3 separate regions of the Mus musculus genome follow, and all the other regions are linked to region 3. Evidence: chromatin contacts called from ENCODE Hi-C or POLR2A ChIA-PET data. All regions are on one chromosome and are shown on one strand. The core of a region is the stretch at or near the end of the contact, and the rest is flanking DNA. Distances in the headings are between cores, read along the strand shown.

What was found. Hi-C counts contacts between places; a loop is a spot of excess contacts on that map. ChIA-PET counts read pairs that join two places held with the same protein, here RNA polymerase II (POLR2A).
Region 1: POLR2A ChIA-PET joins it to region 3 with 23 read pairs in Patski. The contact joins the promoter of Pgghg here to the promoter of Psmd13 in region 3. POLR2A ChIA-PET finds 5 or more read pairs at or near these places in 2 of 5 experiments (Patski and embryonic stem cell).
Region 2: POLR2A ChIA-PET joins it to region 3 with 10 read pairs in embryonic stem cell. The contact joins the promoter of Urah here to the promoter of Psmd13 in region 3. A Hi-C loop is called at or near these places in 6 of 37 maps with a recorded cell type or tissue (ES-E14, heart, left cerebral cortex and 2 more). POLR2A ChIA-PET finds 5 or more read pairs at or near these places in 3 of 5 experiments (Patski and embryonic stem cell).

What each region holds. Positions count from the first base shown.
Region 1 is chr7:140,940,097-140,942,924 of GRCm38, reverse strand. Pgghg (protein glucosylgalactosylhydroxylysine glucosidase) reads right to left here and starts at 1,534. Exons shown (of 14, transcript NM_145387.5): 1 at 1,282-1,534; 2 at 360-640. The coding sequence starts at 615.
Region 2 is chr7:140,833,734-140,836,584 of GRCm38, reverse strand. It overlaps Urah (urate (5-hydroxyiso-) hydrolase), which reads right to left and starts at 1,306. Exons shown (of 3, transcript NM_029821.3): 1 at 834-1,306. The coding sequence starts at 964.
Region 3 is chr7:140,881,137-140,884,119 of GRCm38, reverse strand. Psmd13 (proteasome (prosome, macropain) 26S subunit, non-ATPase, 13) reads right to left here and starts at 1,726. Exons shown (of 13, transcript NM_011875.4): 1 at 1,554-1,726; 2 at 542-620. The coding sequence starts at 1,648. It overlaps Sirt3 (sirtuin 3), which reads left to right and starts at 2,251. Exons shown (of 7, transcript NM_001127351.1): 1 at 2,251-2,357.

The sequences.
Region 1 (2,828 bases), core at 285-2,784, 59 kb before region 3:
GGGCTGGGAGTGGGGTCCTTCAGACCTCAGGCTGCCTCTCCCCACTGTGTAGTGGGCCCACCCAGATGAAAAGAAAGCAAGAGCAACCACACAGGCCTCATTTTGGGAGGCGGCTTTTTCATGTTTTTTTTTTTCTTCTTCTTCTTCCTTAAATTAAAGGCTATGTGTTTACATATTTTTGTGATGCATCTTGATGTGTACTGGAGGCTGAGCTCCAACTCTCCGTCTTCCCGCCTCAACCTTCCCAGTACCAGTGCCAAGGTTACAGGCCTGAGGCACACATTGGTGGTTGTGGCCCCTTTCCCAGCTTCATGGACAAGTGAGGAGCAATAGGTTGGCACGGGTTGGTGACAGCTAACCTGTGTTGGTGTCCAGGGTAAAGGTCTCTGTCAGCTGTTCTGTCCCTGCAGGGGCCTCCAGCTGGACATTGAGGGGGCTGGGCAGACTGGCCCGGTGAGTGTCCCCGACAGCTCCATTGTACACACCGTTTATATGGATGGTGTCATGATACACACGTGTACCTAGGTATGAGTTCGTTACAGTGGCCCAGAGCCTGGGGTCACTGGGCAGACAACGGGCACTGAATATGGTCGGGTCATCTTCAGAGCCGTCCATGGAAAGCTGCCTCAGCCCAGACGGCCTGGAGGAGACAGTTAACAGTGACTAGCTGGACTTTCCTCCACACGCACACTCACAGTAAACCCTCAAACTTGGCCAATCCCCACAGGCGGTGAGGGGAGTCGGGGGCTAGCTGCGTAGCTACCCTAAGTAAGGGTTGCGGGCGCCAAGAACATTCTTAAATTAAGAAGACTGCCAGGAGCCCAAGTGAATCTGTAAACAAGTTCTCTCAGCACCCACCGCCGACCTCCCTCTTGTGAGCTCCTGAGCCAGCTTCCTTAAGTAAGAACTGCTGAGGTAGGAATCAGGGAGTTCTTCGCGGGCCCTAAATCCTCAGGGAGGGTGAGGCCGGACGGTGGAGGAAGAGGAACCCGGAGATTTGGAGAGGGACAGCAAGGAGAGGCGTTGGGATTGGGGAGGAGGGACCGGATGGGGTGGATGACGACGATGGGGTGGGGTGGGGCCGCAACTGGGGAGTAGCGGGACTTGCCCAGGAAATGGAAAGAGGAAGCCCGTGTAGGGGTGGGGTGCGGAGAGGGGGATCGATCGCGAGTTGTCGGGAAGAGAGACTAGGGAATAAAGGGACGAAAAAGAGTTCAGAGTACTCAGTGAAAGAGGGTGAGGGCGGGCTGGAGAAGAGTGTGGGCTGTTTTTGTAACTCACCGCTGCCCTCTCCACTCAGTGCGGGGATCCGGGTGTAAGAAGGCTCTGTGGGTGCGAGCTGCCCCTGGCGGTAGGAAGAAGAAGCGGCCCTGCCGCGTGGCAGGTGGGCGGGTCTGAGTTTAGGCGGGACCTGGGAAACTGTCATGGTTTTGGGGAAGAGACCACGCAATAGGACTAGGGGTTAGTTGAGCTTTGGCTCTAAGATGTATGCAAGGCTGGGACAGACCTGAGATACCACTCTACAGTGACGTTTAGTGACTAGAAAGGACCCTGGCTATTTAAGGAACAGGATGCTTGTAAGAAAAGCCTACCTCATGCAAACCTGAAAGAAGTGGGTGCTGTGTAAAAGTTCCACAGCCGAATGCTTTTCAGACTTTCCCCTTAGCTCACGGGACCTTTCCTATTTAGGGAAATTATTTCATTTTTATGTTTTATCCTATTTTTGAGTGGTTGGCCTGACTCTTGGTATGCAAACCCAGCTGTCCTCAAACTCACAGAGCTCCAACCTACTTCTGCCTCTTCAGTGTTAGGGTTAAAGACGTGCACACTACACTGAGCAGTATTTATTTATTTTGATTTAATTAAAATATAATTACACCATTTCCTCCTACTCCTCCCATGTATGTCCCACCCACATTCACAGGACCTCTTTTTTTGGGGGGGGGGGTTCCAGACAGGGTTTCTCTGTGTAGCCCTGGCTGTCCTGGAACTCACTCTGTAGACCAGGCTGTCCTCAAACTCAGAAATTCACCTGCCTCTACCTCCCAAGTGCTGGGATTAAAGGAGTGCGCCACCACTGCCAGGCACAGGACCTCTTTTTTTGGAAGAGTTTCTTTTTTCTTTTCTTCTTCTTTTTTTTAAATGTGTGCTTTTTATGTAAATGAGTGCTCTATCTGCACGTCCACTTCCATGTTAGAAGAGGGCATCAGAACTTATTGCAGATGATTGTAAGCCACCATGTGGTTGCTGGGATTTGAACTCAGGACCTTCAGAAGAACAGCCAGTGCTCTTAACCACTGAGCCATCTCTCCAACCCCTGGGACTCTTTTTAAACCATTGTTGTTACATATACATATAAGGAATAAATAGATAAACACCACCTGTGAGTCTGTTCAGTGTTGCATTTGAGTATATGTTTATGGGGTTGCATTTGAGTATATGTTTATGGGGCTGACCACTTGGTACTGGAACACCAATAGGAGGTGTAAACCAGAACAGGTGCCAGGTTGATGTTAAAGAGCCACATTGTTACACATTGTTATTAAGTCTCCTACAAGAATCCGTTTCTGTTTCTTAAGCCTGATGCATCCTGCAAACCTTGCTTTCCAACCTGTGCTGAACTTGTGACTCCATCATGTGTGCCTACCCCTTTGCCTTGCTAAACTCCCGAACCTGTGATACGACTATCCTTTTGCCTTATGAAAATGTCTTCCTAGATACCTTGATGACTCCCTTTCCACGTGATGTTTTCTTGCACTTATTTTTATTGCCTCCTTTCTAACAGCCAATTATCGCGACATCTGTTTTCTATCAGCCCTAACCTTTCT
Region 2 (2,851 bases), core at 57-2,556, 47 kb after region 3:
AATCATAAAGCAGAGAAGCAAAAGATAAAACCTCTCCAGGTTGGTGAAGGACTGAGCTAGAAGGGGGCAAGCCACACGCTGTTCTCACAGGCTGGTCAGAAGGAGATGTGTGAGCCTGGCTCCCTTAAATAGAACCTGCTTTCAAGGCCACAGACCCACCAGCGTTGGCTGGCTAAACCTGAAAGAGGCCCCCAACAAAGCATGTACCAGGGGCATGCCAGAGCCTGGCTCACTGAGGTTGAAAGGCCCAGTACTGGACTGGAGTGGAGTCTTGGGTTTTACCTCAGTCCTATTATCTCAGCCTCTCTCTATAAAGGAGATTAATTACAAGTTCACAGCTATTAAGAATAGAGAGGAGAAATAAGTGCTCGGCTGTCAGTCAGGCACAAAGCGATTGATGTCTTTATTTTTGACCAGGCTACTCTAGTTGGCTCCCCTCCTCGAAGCATGTTTTTGGGTTGAGTCTGACAGGCAAGTGGTTCCCCTCCCAGCAGGCCCATTAGGCTGAGTCTGACAGGCAAGAAGGACCCAACAAAGCTGTCTCAGACCTTCCATGACATTGTCCCAGGTATGCACATCTGGTGAAAAAGCTGTTTTGTCACCATTCCTGTTATCTCAGATGAGGAAAACAAAGTTCAGGGATCAACAGGGCAATGATCCGTCCTGCCTTCCAGCCCCCAGCGGCCACAAAGACTCAGCTCTGCTCAGTGTTATCCTGGCCTTACTGCTCCACCTCAGTACCATGGCCTAAGGTCTTCCTTCCCCAGGTGGGAAGGCCACTGTACTGCTGGGTGCTGGCACTTATGGATCCCAGCCCAGAAACTGTCTCCTACCTTGTCCTCAGCTCCATCCACTGCTGGCAGGGGGCCTCCAGGCGGGACAGCCGGAGGCAGAGGCCTTGGGCAGGGAGCCCTGAGGCAGTGTCTAGAACGTGAGTAGTCAGGGGACTGCTCTCGGTAGCCATGTTGCCAGCCTGTGCAGAGAGAGTGAGAGTGATCAGCCAGTCCGTAGAGGCCCAAGTGCGTCTTCGATCTAGTTCTGAGGAGAGCAAACAAAGGGCCGCACTGCCCCGAGGCAGGCTGAACTGCTGAGCGGCAGGATGGGGTGCCAAGTGCTAAACAAAGCTGACCTGTGCCCTCCTTTGCCCCTGCCTGGGCACCACCCCTCTCCCTTGTATGAGACCTTCAGTTTCAGCTGATCGGTGGCTTTAGTGTCCCAGAACCCAGCTCTCCCGTGCCTCTGACTCCTAGCAACACCCTTGCTCCCAAGCTCCCACACACTCTTCCGTCTCTGTCTCCTTAAGTATGGCACAAGACAGCTCCTTACCTGCGGCCAGCCTAAGTGTCTCTGGAGCGTCATCAGCCGCGGGGCGGTCCTGGAACTCATGCCCTGCCCTGAAGCTCTGGTCTGTGCAACTTCCACAGGCAGTCGCCCTGCCAGCCTCAACAAGCTCTCTAGTCAGCCTGGACCTGCTCCACCCAAGGCCCCGCCCCAACTCCTGGAGCCACCTATCTGAACACTTCTGGGAAAGACACCTTTCCTTTTGCCAGATGAGCCCTGGCAGCCTGCTTGGTTTTTGGGCCTCAGGGGTGTTGATTTAAAGGAAAAGAATGGACAAGGTTGGGAGCATGCTGTGGGGAGGAGTGGAAGGGCAAGTCTGGGGAAGGAGGGATACTGAGGGGAGGGGCAGTTCTGAGGGGAGGGGGTGGGGCAGTGGGGCCTACTGCAAAGACTGGTGGAAAGTGATTAAATGGCTGGGTCAGGGAGGGGGAAATAATTCAGTGGTTAAAACACTGAGGATGCTCAGAGTCATTTTGATTTGCATTTCCTTGGTGACTAAGGCCATAGAACATTTCTGGAAACAGCCTAGAAGTCCCTCAACAGAAGAATGGATAAAGAAAATGTGGTACATTTATACAATGGAATACTACCCAGCTATTAAAAACAATGACATCATGAAATTTGTAGGCAAATGGATGGAACTAGAAAATATCATCCTGAGTGAGATAACCCAGACCCAGAAAGACACACATGGTATGTACTCACTTACAAGTGGATATTAGCCATAAAGTATAGGATAACCACACTATAATCCACAGACCTAAAGAAACTGGGCAACAAGGAGGGCCCAAGGGAGGATGGACGAATCTCACTCAGAAAGGGGAATATAATAGACATGGGAGGTGGATAGGGTGAGGGAACTGGGTGGGATGAGGAGGGGGAGGGGAACAGGAGGGATGAAGTGTGAGGAGGGCTGAGGGAGAGAGAACTGGGAGAAAGAGCAGAAGGTGGTGGTGGTGGTGGGCAGCTCCAGGATGAGCCACCTCTCCCAACAGCATGCTCCCCCAGGTTCTACTCTTTTCCTGTAAGTCAGCACCTCTCAGGTCCCAAAACTGAGTAGGTTTCCAGGGCTCATTTGGCAGAAGGCAGCTTTCCCAGACACGTTCAAATAGGGACAAGGGAAACTCCCAGGAATCTATGAGGGTGACCCTAGCTAGGACTACTAGCAACAGGGCATGTCAAACCTGAGATGGCCACTTCCCATAACCAGGCAAGACTTCCAATGGAGGGATGGAGACACCAACCCACCCACAAAACTTTCAACCCAAAATTTGTCCTGCCTACAAGATGTGCAGGGATAAAGATGGAGTAGAAATTGAGGGAATGGCCAACCAATGAATCGCCCACCGTGAGACCCATCCCATCCCTGACACTGTTAGTGATATTCTGCTGTACTTGTAGACAGGAACCAAGCTAGCATAACAGTCCTCTGAGAGACTTCACCCAGCAGCAGATGCAAACATGCAGAGACCCACAGGCAAACATTAGGCGCAGCTTGGGGAATCTTGTG
Region 3 (2,983 bases), core at 477-2,976:
AGAGAGAGACTTTCTCAGTGCTGTCATGAGGGCCCAGTGCTTACAGCAGTCCGTGGCACAAAGTGATTGCTAAAAGATGCAGCTTAGTGTGACCACCATAATGCCGCCCCTTCCCCCCACTCTTGTCTTTAAATGTCCATGAGCAGAGTTGGGCCTGACACTGCATATATTTAATGACAGCACTTGGAGGAGGCTAACCACTGGTGGACTGTGAATCCAATCCCGGTCTGGTCTACAGAGCAAGTTCCAGGCCAGTCAGAGCTATACAGCCACAGCTAATCTCAAACAAACCAACCAACCAACCAACCAAGCAAGCAAAAATTGTCTGGAGACGTGGCTCAGTGATAGTTTAAGAGCATTTTGAAGACTCAAACTGGGTTCCTAGCACCTACACCAGTTGGCTTACAACTGCCTGCAACTCCAGTTCCAGGAGATCTCTTCTGGCATCCTTGGGCGCACACACGTTAAAAGTAAATAAAAATGAATAATAATAGTTTGTAATTATATTCAACATCGTCTGAGCTGTCTGGTAAGTCATTACCTTAATGAGACCATCTCCTTGGGCAAAGCATGGGTCCTGCACAAAATCAAGCACCTCAAGTGTCAGCTGATGCCACAACCTACAAAACAAAAAGCCCTCAGTCCCACATCCTAATGTGAAGAAAAGGATGCCTTCAGCCTTGACGGTCCCATCAAACACCAAGTATTTCCCAGGTCCCACTGCACAGCCAGGAGTTAAAGCAAGCGCCAGCCAATTCAAGCCTATTTCTGGACTGACTTTGCTTGCACCCCCTAGTCACTTATCCTTTCAAGACTCAGTTTTCTTAGGTAACACTGGAGAACACTTTTTGAGACAGCGTCAACTCCCACTCTGAGTGTCAACTGGAATTCCAATGCCACAACCTACAAAACAAAAAGCCCTCAGCCCCACATCCTAATGTGAAGAAACGGATGCCTTCAGCCTTGAAGGCATTGGTTGTGACTTTAGAATTCTACAGCTATATTTTGAACTCCATTCTCTCTTACTTATTAGCTGAATACCTCACAGAATAGAAAACTGATATTCAATCTTATCTGTCAATAGGAAGGATGAAATAAGCCAATACTTTAAAAAAGCCAATATATGAACCTTTAGGACACCGAAATAGCATACTTCATACCAAGACTAAAGGATAATATTTAATAATAGAGATAAAAGTGTTTTGAAAAACACAAAATGTTACACCATATATAGGCAGGTACATACTAAACACTGAAAAATTTCTCTTGAAATCACTAAGAGTTTTAACTGCTGGACATTGTCATGTGGAAAGGTTCTGAGGAAGAGGTGTTTTTTCATAGGCAAATTCTTATATCAAAGTCAGCAATTCGTAATTGTTCTTATCAAAGCTGGTAAGGCTGGAACGCAGGGAGTCTAGATACAGAACCCTGTTAACAGCTCTGCTCCTAAGGCTATCTCGACCCCTTTCCTCCACATCCCTGACCCTCCGGACTGATCAGAGCCCCTGGCCCTCCCACAGTCCTCTCCCTCCCGCCCCAGCCTCGGAGCTCACTTCTTCGTGTACAGCTCTTCCAAACGGTGCCAAACGGCAGCCTGGCCCGGCCCGGAGCTCTGACTCTGCTGTAAGAAGGCCGGCACATCCTTCATGATTGCAGAGAGCTGGGAACAACACAAGCACTAAGCAGTCAGAACCGGCAGGGATGGCGCACGGAAGTGCTCGCTCACTTCCGGCACCGCGGGCGCGCGGGGCATGCTGGGAGCGTCCCACTAGCCTCACGGGTTGCGGTCGTCAAGGTAACCGCGTTCTTGACTTCCGCTAAACTTCTCCCGGGTTTCTGGCCCTGCCCTTGAGGCATTAAAGAGTAGAGGTGCCTGGGGACAGCTAGCCACTGACTGGTCACGTAGCCTCAAGCCTGCAGACTTGGGTCCTCTGAAACCGGATGGCGTTTGGCGAGGACTAGGTGTGATGCAAATCGCTCAGAGAGCATTAGTTATCACCCGCCTACTCAAGGAGGTCGAGAGCGGCGTAAAACGATGAAATCTCCCGGTTTGGCTTCCCAACCAATAAGTCAGAGTCCCACAGAGGGAGAAGCTGCCAGCACCAGGCATAAACACAGCCTTCCACACTTCGGGTTATCGTGCGGGGGCTGGGCTGGGCTCGGCCGAGGGAAGGCGCCGGAGGGCGGCACTTGGCCAGAGGGGGGGCGGGAGTAAGAGTGCCGAGAGGGCGGGGCTTGGCTCACGGGGGCGGGGATTCGGATGGCGCTTGACCCTCTAGGCGCCGTCGTCCTGCAGAGCATCATGGCGCTAAGCGGTCGACTGGCATTGGCCGCGCTCAGACTGTGGGGTCCGGGAGGTGAGCCACGGCAGGGGAGACACGGGATCTCGCAGATAGGCTATCAGCGGCGTTTTAGGGGCGGGTAGCTGGAAGCAATTGTGGGAGTAAGGACCCGGCAGGCGCGCCCTTCTACAAGGTTTTGCTGACCGGCCATCACTACCTTCTCCTTAAAGGTGTTTTTCTATGTAACTATTGCAGCACAGTCTTTGAAATATTTTATAGAAGTTCGTTGTATGGATGTCTTATAATTTATATCACCATTTCCTTATTGAATACTTTCTAATCTTGAATTATTACAAATAACGTGATAAATAAACGTGTTTGCACCCCATTTGGACCACAAATTCTCAGTAGACAGCCTTGGGTAAGGTTACGTGGTTTGTATTATTTTGAGACTGGTCTCTTGTTCAAACTGGCCTTCAGCTGGCTGTGTGAAGGAGGATGACCTTGAACTCCGGATCCACCTTGCTTCCACCTCCCTCCAAGCGTCGGAGACTACAGTCACATGCCACCACATCCAGCTGTTACTTGTGTTTTAATTGTCCCCCATAAAGGTTGTGAAACTAAAAATTTTTACCAACAGTCATACTGTCTGCAAAATAGTAACATGTCTCATAGAGTCCTGAGAGTGATCAATAATAGGG